Linked DNA regions of Homo sapiens: region 1 is linked to region 2. A link is a loop called in an ENCODE intact Hi-C map of the cell type or tissue named here. Cell type or tissue: A673. All regions are shown on one strand. Region 1 overlaps ATRX (ATRX chromatin remodeler). Region 2 overlaps ATRX (ATRX chromatin remodeler).

Region 1 (8,000 bases), 65 kb after region 2:
ACTTGATATGATCCCATCTGTCCATTTTTTTGTGTTGGTTGCTTCTGCTTTTGAGGTATTACTCAAATCTTTGCCCAGTCCAATGTCCTGTAGAGTTTCTCCAGTGGTTTCTCTTAGTAATTCCATAGTTTAAGGTATTAGATTTAAGTTTTTAATCCATTTGAATATGATTTTTATATATGGCAATAGATAGGTGTCCAGATTCATTCTTCTGCGTATGGATATCCAGTTTTCCCAGCACCACTTACTGAAGAGACTATCCTTTCCCCAGTGCATGTTCATGGCACCTGTGTAGAGTATGCGTTCACTGTAGGTGTGTGAACTTGTTTCTGGGTTAATTATTCTGTTTCATTGGCCTATGTGTCTTTTTTTTTTTTTTTTTTGAGACGGGGTCTCGCTCTGTTGTCCAGGCTGGAGTGCAGTGGTGCAATCTCGGCTCACTGCAAGCTCTGCCTCCTGGGTTCACGCCATTCTTCTGCCTCAGCCTCCCAAGTAGCTGGGACTACAGGCACCCACCACTGTGCTGGACTAATTTTTCGTATTTTTAGTAGAGGCGGGGTTTCACTGTGGTCTCGATCTCCTGACCTCATGATCCGCCTGCCTCGGCCTCCCAAAGTGCTGGGATTACAGGTGTGAGCCACTGTGCCCGGCCGGCCTATGTGTCTTTTTTATGCTAGTACGATGCTGTTTTGATTACAGTAGTTCTATAGTATACTTTGAAGTTATGTAATGTGATTCCTCCAGTTTTGTTCATTTAGCTCAGGATAGCTTTCACTATTCTGGGTCTTTCGTGGTTCCTTATAAATTTCAGGATAGTTTTTTCAATTTCTGTGAAGAATATCATTGGTATTTATTTCATAGGGATTGCTTTCAATATGAAGATTGCTTTAGGTGGTGTGGACATTTTAACAATATTGATTCTTTTGATCCATGAACATGGAATGTCTTTACATTTTTTGGTGTCCTCTTCCATTTCTTGCATCAATGTTTTATATTTTTCATTGTAGAGTTCTTTTACTTCTTTTTTTTTTTTTTTTTTTTTTGAGACAGAGTCTCTGTCACCCAGGCTGGGGTGCAGTGGTGCGATCTTGGCTCTCTGCAACCTCCACCTCCTGGTTTCAGTGATTCTCATGCCTCAGCCTCCCAAATAGCTGGGATTACACGTGTGCACCACCATGCTCCGCTAATTTTTGTATTTTTAGTAGAGGCAGGGTTTTGTCATGTTGGCCAGCCTGCTCTTGAATTCCTGGCCTCAAGTGATCCACCCGCATTGATCTCCCAAAGTGCTGGGATTACAGGCATGAGCCACCGTGCCCTGCCTCGCTTCTTAAATTCCTGAATATTTTGTTTTATTTGTAGCTATTGTAAATAAGATTACTTTCTTGATTTCTTCAAATTGTTCACTGTTGGCATATAGAAATGCCAATGATTTTTGTATATTGATTTTGTTACTTGCCACTTTACTGAAATTGCTGATCAGTTCGAATAGTTTTTTGGTGGAGTCTTTAGTTTTTTTTCTTTCCCAAATATAAGGTCATGTCATCTGCAAACAAAGATAATTTGACTTCTTCCTTTCCCATTTGTATGCGCTTTATTTCTTTATCTTCTTTGATTACTCTTACTAGGACTTCCAGTATGATGTTGAATAACAGTAATGAAAGTGGGCATCCTTGTTGTGTTCAAGATCTTAGAGCAAAGACTTTCAGTTTTTTCCCATTCAGTATGATACTAGCTGTCGGTATGTCGTATATAGCTTTAATATGTTGAAGTATGTTCCTCTGATACCCAGTTTTTTAGGGCTTTTTATTATGAAGGGATGTTGAATATTATCACATGTGCTTCCAGCATGAATTGAAATGATTATATGGTTTTTATCCTTTATTTTGTTCATAACGATGTATCACATTGATTGATTTCCATATATGTGTGTGTGTATATTTATATGTGTGTATGTATGTATTTTTGTGTGTGTGTGGGTTTTTTTTTTTTTTTTTGTAGAGATGAGGTCTCTATGTTGCCCAGGCTTGTCTTGAACTCCTGGGCTCAAGGGATCCTCCTTCTTCGGCCTCCCGAAGTGCTGGGATTACAGGTGTGAGCCATCACACTCAGCTGATTTCCATAAACTGAGCCATCGTTGCATCCCTAGGATAAATCCCACTTGGTCATGATGAATGACCTTTTTAATGTGTTGTTCAATTTGTTTTGCTAGTATTTTGTTGAGGTTTTTTGTATGAATGATCATCAGGAATATTGGCCTGTAGTTTTCTTTTTTTGATGTGTCCTTGTCTGGTTTTGGTATCATTGTAATACTGGTCTCAGAAAGAATTTGGAAGTATTCCTTCTCTATTTTGCAGAATAGTTTGAGGAGGATTGGAATTAGTACTTCTTGGAATGTTTGGTAAAATTCAGCAGTGAAGGTATTAGGTACCTGGCTTTTCATTTTTTAATTTTTCTTTGGGGGATGGGGTTGGGGCTTTACATGCCATAATATGTTTATTTTATTTTATTTTACATTTTCATTTTAGGTTCAGGGGTACATGTGCACATAAATTGGGGTAAATTTACCCATACATGTACCCATGAACCTAAAATGAAAATTCTTTAGGTAAATTGGGGTCTCTAGGTTTTCTTTGCTTTGGAGACTTTTTATTATTACTTTGATCTCATTACTTGTTATTGGTCTGTTCAGGTTTTGGATTTCTTCCTGGTTCAATCTTAGTAGATTGCATGTGTCTAGGAATTTATCCATTTCTTCTAGGTTTTCCAATTTATTGGCATATAGTTGGTCATAGTAGCCTCTAATGGTCATTTAAATTTCTGTGGTATCAGTTTTAATGTCTCCTTTTCCATTTCTGATTTCATTTATTTGGGTATTCTCTCTTTTTTTTCATAAGTAGTCTGACTAAAAGTTTGTTGAGTTTATCTTTTCAAAAAACCAAGTGTTTGTTTCATTGATCTTTTCTACTTTTCTACTTTTAAACTTTTTGATGTGTTGTTGAATTAGGTTAGTATTTTATTGAGGGTTTTAATATCTATGTTCATCAGTGATATTGGCCTATGGTTTTCTTTTCTTTCAGCATCTTTGTCTGCCTTTGGTATCAGGGTGATGCTTACCTCACAAAAAGAGTTTGGAAGTATTTCCTGTAATTCTGTTTTTTGGAAGAGTTTAAGAATTGGTATTCATGGTTTTTTGAATGTTTGGTAGAATTCAGTTTTGAAGCTATCTGGTTCTGGGTGATTTTTGTTGGGAGGTTTTTTTTTATTACTACTTATTTCTTTTTCTTAATTCTATTTTTAATTTAATTATTTTGTTTTGTTTTATTTGAGACAGAGTATTGCTCCATCACCCAGGCTGGAGTGCAGTGGTGCGATCTCAGCTCACTGCAACCTCTGCCTCCCAGGTTCAAGCAGTTCTCCTGCCTCAGCCTCCCAAGTAGCTGGGATTACAGGCGCCCACCACCATGCTTGGCTAATTTTTTGTATTTTTAGTAGAGACAGGGTTTCGCCATGTTGGCCAGGCTGTTCTCGAACTCCTGACCTCAGGTGATCCACCTGCCTTGGCCTCCCAAAGTTCTGGGATTACAGACGTGAGCCATCTTAATTTTATTCGTATAAATTTATGGGGTACATGTGTAATTTTGTTACATGGATATATTATAGTGGTGAAGTCAGGGCTTTTAGTGTATACACAGAATAATGTACATTCTACCCATTAAGTAGTTTCTCATTCACTCTTCTCGTTTCCCCCGACCCTTCCAAGTCTCCATTGTCTGTCATTCCACACTCTACATCCATGTGTTCACATTATTTAGCCCCACTTATAAGGGAGAACATGACACTATTTATCTTTCTGTGTCTCAATTGTTTCACTTAAGATAATGGCCTCCAGTTCCATCCATGTTACTGCAGAAGACATGCTTTTGTTCTTTTTTGTGGCCAAATAGTATTCCACTGTGTATATATACCACGTGTTCTTTGTTCATCTTTTGATAGACACTTAGGTTGATTTCATAGCTTTGCTATTGTGAATAGTGCTACAATAAACATGTAAGTGCAAGTATCTTTTTTTTTATGTTTTTGATATAATGATTTCTTTCTCTTTTGGTAGATACCTAGTAGTGGGATTGCTGGATCAAATGTTAGTTCTATTTTTAGTTCTTTGAGTAATCTCTGTACTGTTTTTCATGGAGTTTGTGCTAATTTACATTCCCACCAATAGTGTAAACATATTCTCTTTCCTCCGCATCTTTGCCAACATTTATTTTTTGACTTTTTAATAATAGCCATTCTAACTGGGGAAGATATGTCATTGTGGTTTTGATTTGCATTTTTCTGACGTTTAGTGATGTTGAGAATTTTTTCATATGCTTGTTGGCCATTTGTTATATCTTCTTTTGAAAAATGTCTATTTATGTCTTTTGCCCACTTTTTAATGGAATTATTTGTTTTGTTTTGTGTTGTTGTTTGAGTTCCTTGTAAATTCTAGATATCAGTCCCCTGTTGGATGTCTAGTTTGGAAATATTTTCTCCCATTCTGCAGATTGTTTGTTCACTCAGTTAATTATTTCTTTTGCTGCTTTTTATTTAAGTCCCATTTGTCTGTTTTTGTTTTAGTTGCTTTGCTTTTGAGGTCGTAGTGATGAATTATTTGCCTAGGCCAATGTCCAGAATGATTTTCTCCAGGTTTACTTTCTCTAGGTTACTTCTCTAGGTTTACTTCTAGTATTTTTATTGTTTCAGCTCTTACATTTAAGTCTTTAATCTATCTTGAGTTGATTTTTGCATATGGTTAGAGATAATGGTCCAGTTTCATTCTTCTGCATATGGGAATCCAGTTTTCTTAGAACCATTTATTGAAAAGAGTGTCCTTTCCCCAGTATATGTTTTTATTGACTTTGTCAAAGGTCAGTTGACTGTCAGTATGTGTCTCTATTTCTGTGTTCTGTATTCTGTTCCATTGATCTTTGTGTCTATTTTTATACCAGTACCATGCTGTTTTGGTTACTGTAGCCTTGTAGGGTAATATGAAGTCAAGTAATGTGATACCTTCAGCTTTGTTCAAGAATTAATATTATTGGCCAGGCACGGTAGCTCACATCTGTAATCCTAGTACTTTGGGAGGCCGAGGCAGGCGGATCACTTGAGGCCAGGAGTTCAAGACCAACCTGGCCAACATGGCAAAACCCTGTCCCTACTAAAAATACAAAAAAAAAAAAAAATTAGCCGAGCATGGTGGCAGGCACCTGTAGTCTCAGCTACTCGGGAGGCTGAGGCAGGAGAATGGCTTGAACCCGGGAGGCGGAGATTGCAGTGAGCCGAGATTGCGCCACTGTACTCCAGCCTAGGCAACAAGAGCGAAACTCCATCTAGGAAAAAAAAAAAGAATTATATTATTAAAATGACCATACTACCCAAAGCAATCTACAGATTCAAACCTAACTCTATCAAAATACCAATGTCATTTTTTATAGAATTAGAAAAAACAATCCTAAAAGTCATATGGAACCAAATAAGAGCCCAAGTAGCCTTGGTCTCTTTATTTGTAATTGGTCTGTTGAGGCTATTTCTTTTTTATTCAGTGTTGATATATTGTATGTTTGTAGGAATTTATTTCCTGTAGATTATTCAATTTCTTGGTATATAATTTTTCATACTAGTTCTTTATGATCCTTCTTTATTTCTGAGGCATTGGTTGTAATGTCTTCATGTCTATTTTATTTATTTGAGTCCTCTCTCTTTTTTCTTAATAGGCTAAGGGTTTGTTGGCTTGGCTTATTTTTTTCAAAAAAACAACTTTTCCCCCTATATCTTATCTATTATTTGATTTACTAATGCTTTGATCCTTATTTCCTTCCTTCTGCAAGCTTTGGGTTTAGCTTATTCTTTTTCTAGCTCCTAGAGGTATAAAGATAGGTTCCTTATTTGAGATCTTTTTTTGACATAGGCATTTATCATTAAAACATTCCTCTTCTTACTAAAGTATTTTCTTTAACCACATTCAAATGAAATTAGAAACCAATAACTGAAGGAAAGTTTAAAAATTTACAAATACATGTAAATTAAACAACATATATCTAAATAACCAATGGACCAAAGAAGAAATCACAAGGGAAATTAAAAAATGCTTAGAGGTTAATGAAAACAAAAACACAGGGTACTAGAATATGGGATATAACTTAAGTAATACTTAGAGAGAAATGTATGGTGGTAAATACCTGTATTAAAAAAGAAGAAAGATCTCAAATTTATAATTCAACCTTCTACTTTGCAAATTAAACCCAAAACAAGCAGAAGGAAGGAAATAATAAAGAAATGTGAGGAACAGAAAAACAGTAGGGAAAATCATTGAAACCAAAGGTAGGTTCTTTGAAAAGATTAACATAATCGACAAACCTTCCTTCACTTACAAAGTAATGAAAAAAAAAGGCACAGCTAAAATAAGTGCCGACTACAGTGGGTCATGCCTATTAATCCCAGCCTTTCGGGAGGCCAAGGCAGAACAATCCTTTAAAGCTAGGAGTTTAAGAACAGCCTGGTCAACAAAGCGAGACCCTGTCTCTACAAAAAATAAAAAAAAGAATTAGCCAAACCTGGTGGCATGTGCCTGTAGTACCAGCTTTTGGGAGGCTGAGGCAGGCAGATGGCTTGAGCCCGCAGGAGTTCGAGGTTGCAGTAAGCTATGATTGCATCACTGCACTCCAGCCTGGGTGACAGTGTAAGACCCTGTATCAAAAAAACAAAAACAAGAACAGAAAGAAAAATGACCTAAAGTAAGGAATGAAAGAGTATCACTACTAACCTTACAGAAATAAAAAGAATTATAAGTGAATATTGTGAACAGCTGTATGCCGAGAAATTATATACCTCATTTTCATAGCAGTGATTTCTGTTACACAATGGAAATAACCTCTATCAGGCAAAATAATACTCAGCAGATTTTTATGCATTATTAATGTTTCATATCACTACTAAATTTTCTCTCACTCGTGGAGGCAAAATTTGCTAATTATTTAAACAACTTACATAGTTTAAAACCGTGGATAGGAAAATATGTTATTGCTTAAATGCTGTTTTTTCCTTTTAATCAGTTTTGTTCTTTTGCATATTACCTTCTTGATAATTTTATTATATTAATGAAACGTGCATTCATTTTCTTTATGTTTTATAGGAAAATGATAATTCTGTTGAAATTATTCTGGATAGAGCAGAGCTAATATTTACATTTTATACATCAAAAACATAATTTTTGGAAGGTCTTTTTTTTTTTTTTTTAAGAGACAAGGTTTTGCTCTTTCATCCAGGCGGGAGTGCTGTGGTGCAATCATAGTTCATTGTAACCTCAAACTCCTGGGCTCAAGTGATTCTCCCACTTCAGCCTCCCAAGTATCTAGGGTATCTAGGGCTATAGGTGTGTGCCATCATACCTGGCTAATGTTTTTGTTTTTCTTGGTGGAGACAGAGTCTCGCTGTGTTGTCCAGGCCTGTCTTGAACTCCTGGCCTCAAGCGGTCCTCCTGCCTCGGCCTCCCAAAGTGCTGTGATTACAGGTGTGAGCTACTGTCACTTGCCTAGAAGTAATTTTTTTGAGTGAGCATAGTTGGCGAGAGTCAGTAAAGGACTATCTGCATGGAGCAAAGTTTATTTATAACAGGAGTTTGTAATCTAGGGTCCATGGATAGAATTTAGGGGATTATATGTACCTGGATAAGAAAAAAATTATATATTGATTTCCCTTAACCTCTAGCTAAAGCAGCAGCATTTTTCCCAGTGATGAATAGAGGCAACAATCTATAGTAGTGTTAGTGATAACCATGACTTTGTTACCAATAGAAATCAGAAATATTTTTACATGTTGTTCCTGATACCTCAAAATCATTTATGTTTATCAATACTTCAGAATTTTAGGTATTTATTAAACCTGTGCATATTTTGTTACTTAATGCATTAATTTTAAAAAGCACATATTTCTGTAGTACAAATTCTTTAATATTTTGATAATTT
Region 2 (8,000 bases):
GAGTAGGTTGTATTTTGGTAGACAGCATATTGTAATTGTATGTAAATTTGTACACAATTGTGTGTAAATTGTGTATAAATCTTATATGCTTTGTCTTTTTAGCAGTATTGTAATACATTTTCAGTGTTGGTGTTTATGAAGCGATAGTGTATTATTGCAAATGGTTAACTATTTGGATGCAATAAATTTTTGTAAACCTTTTTTCTTGTTCAAGCATTTAATTTTAATAATAATGTTACTTTTTTATATCATGAGAGTTGACATAATTTGTTATTAAAATATAGAGGCTAGTTTGTAGCCAAAGAAGTTTTGAAATTTTGAAATTTAGGACGTAAATACTTTTAATTCCCCTAACATATATACTTATATATATTTGTGTGAAAGTTTTACAACAGATTTAACTACTATTTACTTTTTCTGTTTTAAAGCTATGATGGCTTTTGGGGGCATTTAAAAAACTTAGTCATATCCTGAATATTTTAGTAAATGTGAATACATTTCTGTTTTAGCATGCTATTATGTAGCGTCACTCATATTTGAAAGTAAATGTATAATATTATGAGACAGTGGTCTAACCTATAAATTAATTTCTATTTAATTGGATTTACTTAATGAACAAGGACAGAATATTATAGATTGATCAACACTTGTATGTTTCTGGTTTAGCTTTTTATAAAAAAAAGTAGACTAATCATATATTTTGAATTTTATATAACTGAAAATTTAGAGCTTAGGCTTTATGTAGTTTCTCAATGGCAGAATAATAATACCAAATAGGTTGTCAGGTTTTCACATTTATACACGTAATTTTAAAGTAATATACTTGAAAGTGCCATTAGGGTAGGGTTTCATTGGCCTTTCAAATACCTGTTAGTTGGATTTTAAATTGGTTCTTTCTCTGAAAAGACATCTATTCATATAATTTATTTCAATTCAATAATTAGCCTGGCATTGAAAATACACCATAATTCCTTTATATGTTCAATATAACTGGGGATATTTTGACCAAACATTTTCTAATAATATCATATATTTTAATTTAATATCTGTACTGGGAATGAGCCTCAAGTAATACGATAGTAGTGTGTTCAAGTTTTAACAGTATTAGTTTTGAGGATCATTAAACTAGGCTTGTCTTTAGAGATTGCATACTGAACAATCACTGAAGAGACCATTTATCCCAAAAAAGAATTATCTTTTGAAATTTCTTTATTCGCTTATTTTGCAGGATGTGAGAAATATTTACAATTGAGCTTTTGAGAGCAAAAGACCAAAGTGCTAGGTTTTTCTAAATAAGCATTCTTTCTCCCTGACAACTTTGACTAAGAGCTGAGATTTCTACATGGATGTCTGCTCCCCTAACAAACACATTTACTTTATTGTTGAAATGTGCTTAATTGGGTCTAGTAATACTCCACATTTTTTCTCATAATTTCTCTGTGGGTGCGACTAAATGCTTTTTTTTTCATAGAAGCGAAATTTGATGTGGAGATTGCTAAAAAAAATTGTCCCATTGTTATATTTAATTATATTGGGACTAGACCATAGCATTTTAAATTTCCAACTGTTGTTGTATCATTTGATGATAATTTTGTGTTTCAAACTAGAAAATATGCTAATGATTTTTTTTTTTCCTACTGGCTTGGTGTGGGTATGCTGTTGATGACGGCTCTGTATTGTTAATCCAGCATATTTTCGGAGGAAACTAATGATTTCTGGATGTTATTTATGCCTAAGAAGATATTTAATGATTGTTTACCTGATTTCAGCACAATTAATGGCATGGATGTATCACAAGTCCCTTAATCGTTTGATGTTCACTTTGCTTTCATTTTAAACACTTTTTCAAATGTCTGTCTCCTACACATGTTGTCTATTCTCTATGCAAATTTGCTAAATTTGGAATAATTTTTTTCTGTGATTTTTTTTTTGTGGTAGTTCTGTTTCGTTAGCAAAACTGCTTTGATTCTCCTTTATTGTACTTGAAAAACAAAGGTGGCGTTTTAAATTAAGTATTTTACTTGTTTTTCCATTTGAGTAAGGGTTTTAAATATCTAGCAATTTTACGGTAATTTTTTTTTCAATTTCCTTTGTCTGTATAGCACAGGTAAGTATTGCAAGTCATTTAAGTATAACACAGGTGTCCAGCCAGTAGATAGGATCTACTTGTAGATATCTGAACTGGCTGTAGTTGTTACTGGCTTTCTTTTTTCTACTAGAATTCCCAGTCAGGAAAGACATATGATGTGTAGTGGTGACCTTTGTCCTTCTATGGTCAAGATTTAAACATTATAACCAGTGTTTCTTTCTTGTTCTCTGTTCTTTGGTGATATTGGGACTTTCAGAAAATAAGAAATAGGTCTTCCTCAAAAAAGAAAAAAAAGAAAAAGAGAAAAAGGAAGAGTTTGGATTTCTAGTGTTAGGAAAAGTGATTCATTTTTCTGACTTAATATCCTTTGTCTTTAACTTTGAAATTTCAAAATAAAATTTTGAAATTTGAGATGAGTAAATTCTGTGTTTTCATTTTTCAAGTATAAAAATATTGAACTAGTTATTTAATATGATCAAATTTCCCATATTAATTTGAATATATTTTTTCTTGTTAAAATGCCTCTAAAACTGGTTTAGATTTTTGTATAAAATTAGGGAATACACATGTAATAATTCAGGCCTATTGAAACATAAGTCTGTATGAATTATTAATAACTGTGGGTTCTTAATTTCATAGTTTTTATTGTTCTACCTCCAAGATTTTTTTAAAAAGTCATTTGATATTAATTTTCCTGGTACCCTCACCAAAAAGGATACAGAGCTACTTTTCATTAACTACCCACATTGTAGGATTTGCGACTAAAAAAAAATATTTCAAACCATTGTTTAGCTTTTTGATTATTTGGTGACTTCATTATTATCTCGTGAATTCCACCATTTTGGGGTACAGATCATTATGCCTTAGTTTTATATATATATATATATATATATATATATTTTTTTTTTTTTTTTTTTTTGAGACAGAGTCTCACTCTGTCACCCAGGCTGGAGTGCAGAGGCATGATCTCGGCTCACTGCAGCCTCCACTTCCCTGTTTCAAGCAATTCTCCTGCCTCAGCCTCCTGAGTAGCTGAGATTACAGGCACCCGCCAGCACACCTGGCTAATTTTTGAATTTTTAGTAGAGATGAGATTTCACCATGTTGGCCAGGCTGCTCTCGAACTCCTGACCTCAAGTGATCCACCCGCCTCAGCCTCCCAAAGTGCTGGGATTACAGGCATGAGCCACCGTGCCTGGCCAGTCATATTTTTTAATAGAAAACTTAAGATACTAATTTTGAACCTGAGTTGAAATATATACTAATATGAATTTTGAAGAATTCCATATTCCATAACTTTTTTTTTTTTTTTGAGACAGAGTCTCGCGTTGTCACCCAGGCTGGAGTGCAGTGGCATGATCTCCGCTCACTGCAACCTCCGCCTCCTGGGTACAGGTGATTCACTTGCCTCAGCCTCCCAAGTAGCTGGGACTACAGGTGCCTGCCACCATGCCCGGCTAATTTTTGTATTTTTAGTAGAGATGGGGTTTTGCAATGTTGGCCAGGCTGGTCTCAAACTCCTGACCTCAGGTTATTTGCCTGCCTTGGCCTCCCAAATTGCTGGGATTACAGGCGTGAGCCATCGTGCCCGGCCACATGTTTTGTTTTTTAATTCCTATCCTTTAAATATATGACATTTATTAAAACAAAGCCTCACACCCTACTAAAATATTTAACATTCCTTGGCTATACTCCTTTGAATTATTTTATATATCAAACTTTAAAATATGGTGTGATGCTTTAGTACTACATATACTTAGGTACCTCTAAAGAGCATGCATTTAAACCCATTATCTTATTTATAATTCTGTAAATTAAGTACTCTATTATGATATTGTACACAAAAACCAATTTTTAAGCAAATTTTATCACCTTGTTTATGGATGCCCAGTATTTTGGCCTTCTAAAAATATATTTTTTTCCAGCAATTTTCTTCAAACCTGTTCTCAGAACCTCTTAAAAGATAAAATGGTCATTGTAGAATGTATCTCAGATGACCTATCGTGCATTTTAGAGTGCATACTGGATTAAATATGTTTAAAACTCCTTTTATCATCTTTAAAAACTCAAGCTGGTTGCAGTGGCTCACACTTGCAATCCCAATGCTTTGGGAGGCTGAGGTGGGAGGATCACTTGAGGCCAGGAGTTTAAGACCAGCCTGGGCAACGTAGTGATACCTTGTCTCTACTAAAAAGAAAAAATTAGCCGGGCATGGTGGTACATGCCTGTAGTTCCAGCTACTCAGGATACCGAGGCAGAATGATTGCTTTAGCCCGGGAGTTCAAGGTTACAAGGATATGTGTTTGTGCCACTACATTCTAGCCTGGGCAACAGAGCAAGACTGTCTCTAAAATAAAATTAAAAAAAAAATTAAAGCTTGAGTTCTTGCATTTCTAAATACATAAATTTAAAATATGCGAAATACACTTATTTTTAAAAATGGGGGTCAGCGCGGTGGCTCATGCCTGTAATCCCAGCACTTTGGGAGGCTGAGGTGGATGGATCACCTGAGGTCAGGAGTTTGAGACCATCCTGGTCAACATGGTGAAAGCCTGTTTCTAATAAAACTACAACAATTAGCTGGGTGTGGTGGCACACACCTGTAGTCCTACGTACTCGGGAGGCTGAGGCAGGAGAATTGCTTGAACCTGGGAAGCAGAGGTTGCAGTGAGCCTCCCTCACTCCAGGTTGAGATTGTGCTACTGCACTTCAGCCTGGGTGACAGAACAAGACTTTGTCTGGAAAAAAAAAAAAAAGGCATCATCTGTATTTGCCCAGGCACTCATTAGCATACAAGTATTAACAAGTAGAGGGTATAGTGCTGGCACAGTAAAATTAATAGCAGATTGGGATTTAGGATCTTAGGTTCTACTCCTGACTTTGCCACTAGTTAGCTTTGTTTCTTTGGCTGAGTCATTTCCTATATCTAAGCCTGTTTCCTCATCTGTAGAATGACAAAGCTGTACTCTGAGGTTTGTCCTTCTGGCTCTAACATTTTGTATTGCTTTTGTTAATGGCTCGAAAGCTCCCTGGTGCAGGAGGTCCTTCTCTTGATTGCATTTTAAGAAACTCAACATTTCGAATTATTGATTTACCTATCAGCAAGAGGTGGTTTACTTTCCTTTCCTGTTTGAGCGTTTAAACAAGCGACATTACTCATTTCCTTTCTAGATAGGATTGGAGTTAATAAAGGCTTTCTTGGCTTTCTCCTATGTTTTTTTTTTTTTTTCCCCGATTGCTTGTTTGTCATTGTGTTGTTGGGCTCACTTCTTATTATTTTATTTGTGCTTTCTTTTAGTAATGGTGTTATCTTGGTGTTCATTATGTACTTTGGAAGACTTAGTATATGTGGGTTTTGGGGTCCTATTTATTTTCTCATGCGCCAGTTCCGATCATTGTTTGTTTGTGGGTTTTTACCCTTCCTCCCATATTGTTTTGCTTTCTCCCCCTCTCCCTTCCCTCCCTTTCAGGAAAATGGAGGAGTGGCTCCATTACTTCTGGCTCTGCCCAGGTTTTCTGCCACAAGAGTGGCACGGCCTGTGCCTCTAATGCTTCTGATAGAGTCGTGACTGCTTTGGATGCTACACCTGCCCCAAGATGTAATATTGAGCATTGAGATTCCAGGGGCAGTACATCGTCCTGGAAAGCCTCAAGAAAGGAAACTTCAGAGCAAACAGAATCAACTAGGGATCATGACTATACATCCAGCATGATCCAGCATGGGTCCAGCCGAGGCCTCCAAAATGATGCTTTGCCAGCCTCAGCTGGTTCTCAAGTGATGATATCCTTGAAGTCTCTGTGGCCCGTGACTCCAGAGTTAAGGTAGTGGAGTTTCCCTTTAAAGCATCTCACAGCAGGCTTTGTAGATGGGACACATCTCACTTCAACATGCTTGCTGGCTACTCAGGTTGAAGGTCAGCCTCAGCCCTTAGGTCCGTTAAATTAAGTTCTAATTTTGAAATGTAGGTTATTATGTTATAGGCTAGGTTTATGGTAGACTGGGTCTTTGACATATTGGACTTCAGTAATAACTTATGCAAAATGATTCAACTTATTCTTTTTAGGGCTTAATTTACATAGCTATAAATTAGGTTTTCCTTTGGACAAAAGGTGTTAGAGGGCAAAAATAAAACCTTTAGCCAGGTAGTCTCCATCACTCTGTATATAATTTGTGATTTGGAGAAAAATGACCTGAAGTTTGTAATTTTTTGGCTTCTGAATGTACTATGATTGTTCTATATGTTATGATCTTACTGAAAGTTGTCGCTAAGTTGTACTTCTACAGTATGTGGATCTGATTTCACTTTATATGATTTATTAATAGGTATACAATTGTATTTTATCTCATGTACATCATATTTCTTAGTCTAATGACAATCCAGAACTTGAGAATGCATTAAGTAGGTTTATGTATTGTGACTTTCCGTTTTTTAGTAGACATATTCTTTGGAGACTGGGATTTGAAAGAAGAAAAATTGTGTGATTTCCTACAATTAACAACCAAATCTTTATAGTTAATAGGAATTTTTTAAAGACTTTTTTTGAACTTGTAAACACAAACTGAAATCAGGTTGTTGAACTAGGCTTTCAAGTAACTAGATTAGGAATTGTATTTTTGTTGGCTGTTTAGTGTTCAACCCAAATGATGGTATGAGATCTTGTACTTGCAAGTAAACTGTGTTTTTCCATTTCTAATCCAGTATTCAATGCTTCACATATTTTATACACACACACACACACACACACACACACACACACACACACACACACATATTTATTCGTCCCAAAATTCATTATTCAGATTAGTTTGAGGAAGTTTTTCTGGTCCATGAGAAATGACAGTGTAGTATTACTAAAGATGGTTTTAATATATACCAACAGAAAAAAAAAGTGCTGTGCCAGACATAGAAATTTGCTGCTAACATTTTATTTTAGTATCTTCTAGTCTTTTTTAGGGACATACAAATTTTAGAAGTTTTTTTTTTTTAAATAGAACTATATTGTGGTTTATAAATTACTTTTTCACTGAATATTAATAAATATTTTCTATCTTAATCTTATTTAGAATATCATTTTAATTTCTATCTCTTATGGATAATCATGTGAAAATACTATTTAATCAGTTTCTGATATTGAATGTTTAAACGTTTTCTCACCCTTTGCTATTGCAGACAACATTATAATAAACATACATGAATTTTTTTTTTCTTTTGAGACAGAGTTTTGTTGCTCAGGTTGGAGTGCAATGGCATGATCTCAGCTCACTGCAACCTCCGCCTCCCGGGTTCAAGCAATTCTCCTGCCTCAGCCTCCTGAGTAGCTGGGATTACAGGCATGCGCCACCACACCCAGCTAATTTTCGTACTTTTAGTAGAGACAGGGTTTCGCCATGTTGGCCAGGCTAGTCTCGTACACCTGACCTCAGGTGATCTGCCTGCCTCTGCTTTCCAAAGTGCAGGGATTACAGGCATGAGCCACCACACCTGGCTGAAATTTTTTTTAAAAAGATGATTTTAGAGAATTTTTCCAGAAAGATGTATATCTTCAATTTAAAGGGTTTCCCTTTATTCTGAAACTGTTTCCTAATTTGGGGAGGGTATGTTGTAAATAGTCTTTATTTTATAAATGATGAAAGTAAATGGAATTTGGGTTTAAATTTCTTTTTTTGGCAAAATGAAAAGTTGGCAACCCTGTATTTGTCCCATTTTAAGAAAGCTTACAGTGTGCAAACCATTGATCTAGAAATGTAAGAGCAAAACTTTATAGCTCAACTTTAGTAAGATTTAAATTGGTGTGATCTAATCTTCACTTTATTGAAATACAAATCAGGGCAGAAATCCTCAGAAAAGCAAACCCATCTGTGGCTTCCTTTAGCAATTGATGATTCTGTGTGTTGTCTAAATATTCCTGA

Evidence for each region. Peaks named below come from ENCODE experiments on the same cell type or tissue, not always from the same donor. Only the 100,000 strongest peaks of a DNase experiment are listed, where the experiment ranks them.
Region 1: a loop joins it to region 2, with 4 times the contacts of the local background. A loop is called at or near these places in 4 of 110 quality-filtered maps.

Annotation. Positions count from the first base shown.
Region 1 is chrX:77,600,752-77,608,751 of GRCh38, reverse strand. All of the region lies in intron 22 of ATRX (ATRX chromatin remodeler), which reads left to right. Among named protein-coding and RNA genes, the nearest start is that of FGF16, 160 kb to the right of the region's middle. In A673, no CTCF peak of the experiment used is centred here; no DNase peak of the experiment used is centred here.
Region 2 is chrX:77,666,156-77,674,155 of GRCh38, reverse strand. All of the region lies in intron 10 of ATRX (ATRX chromatin remodeler), which reads left to right. Among named protein-coding and RNA genes, the nearest start is that of ATRX, 120 kb to the left of the region's middle. In A673, no CTCF peak of the experiment used is centred here; a DNase peak (open chromatin) is centred at 4,965.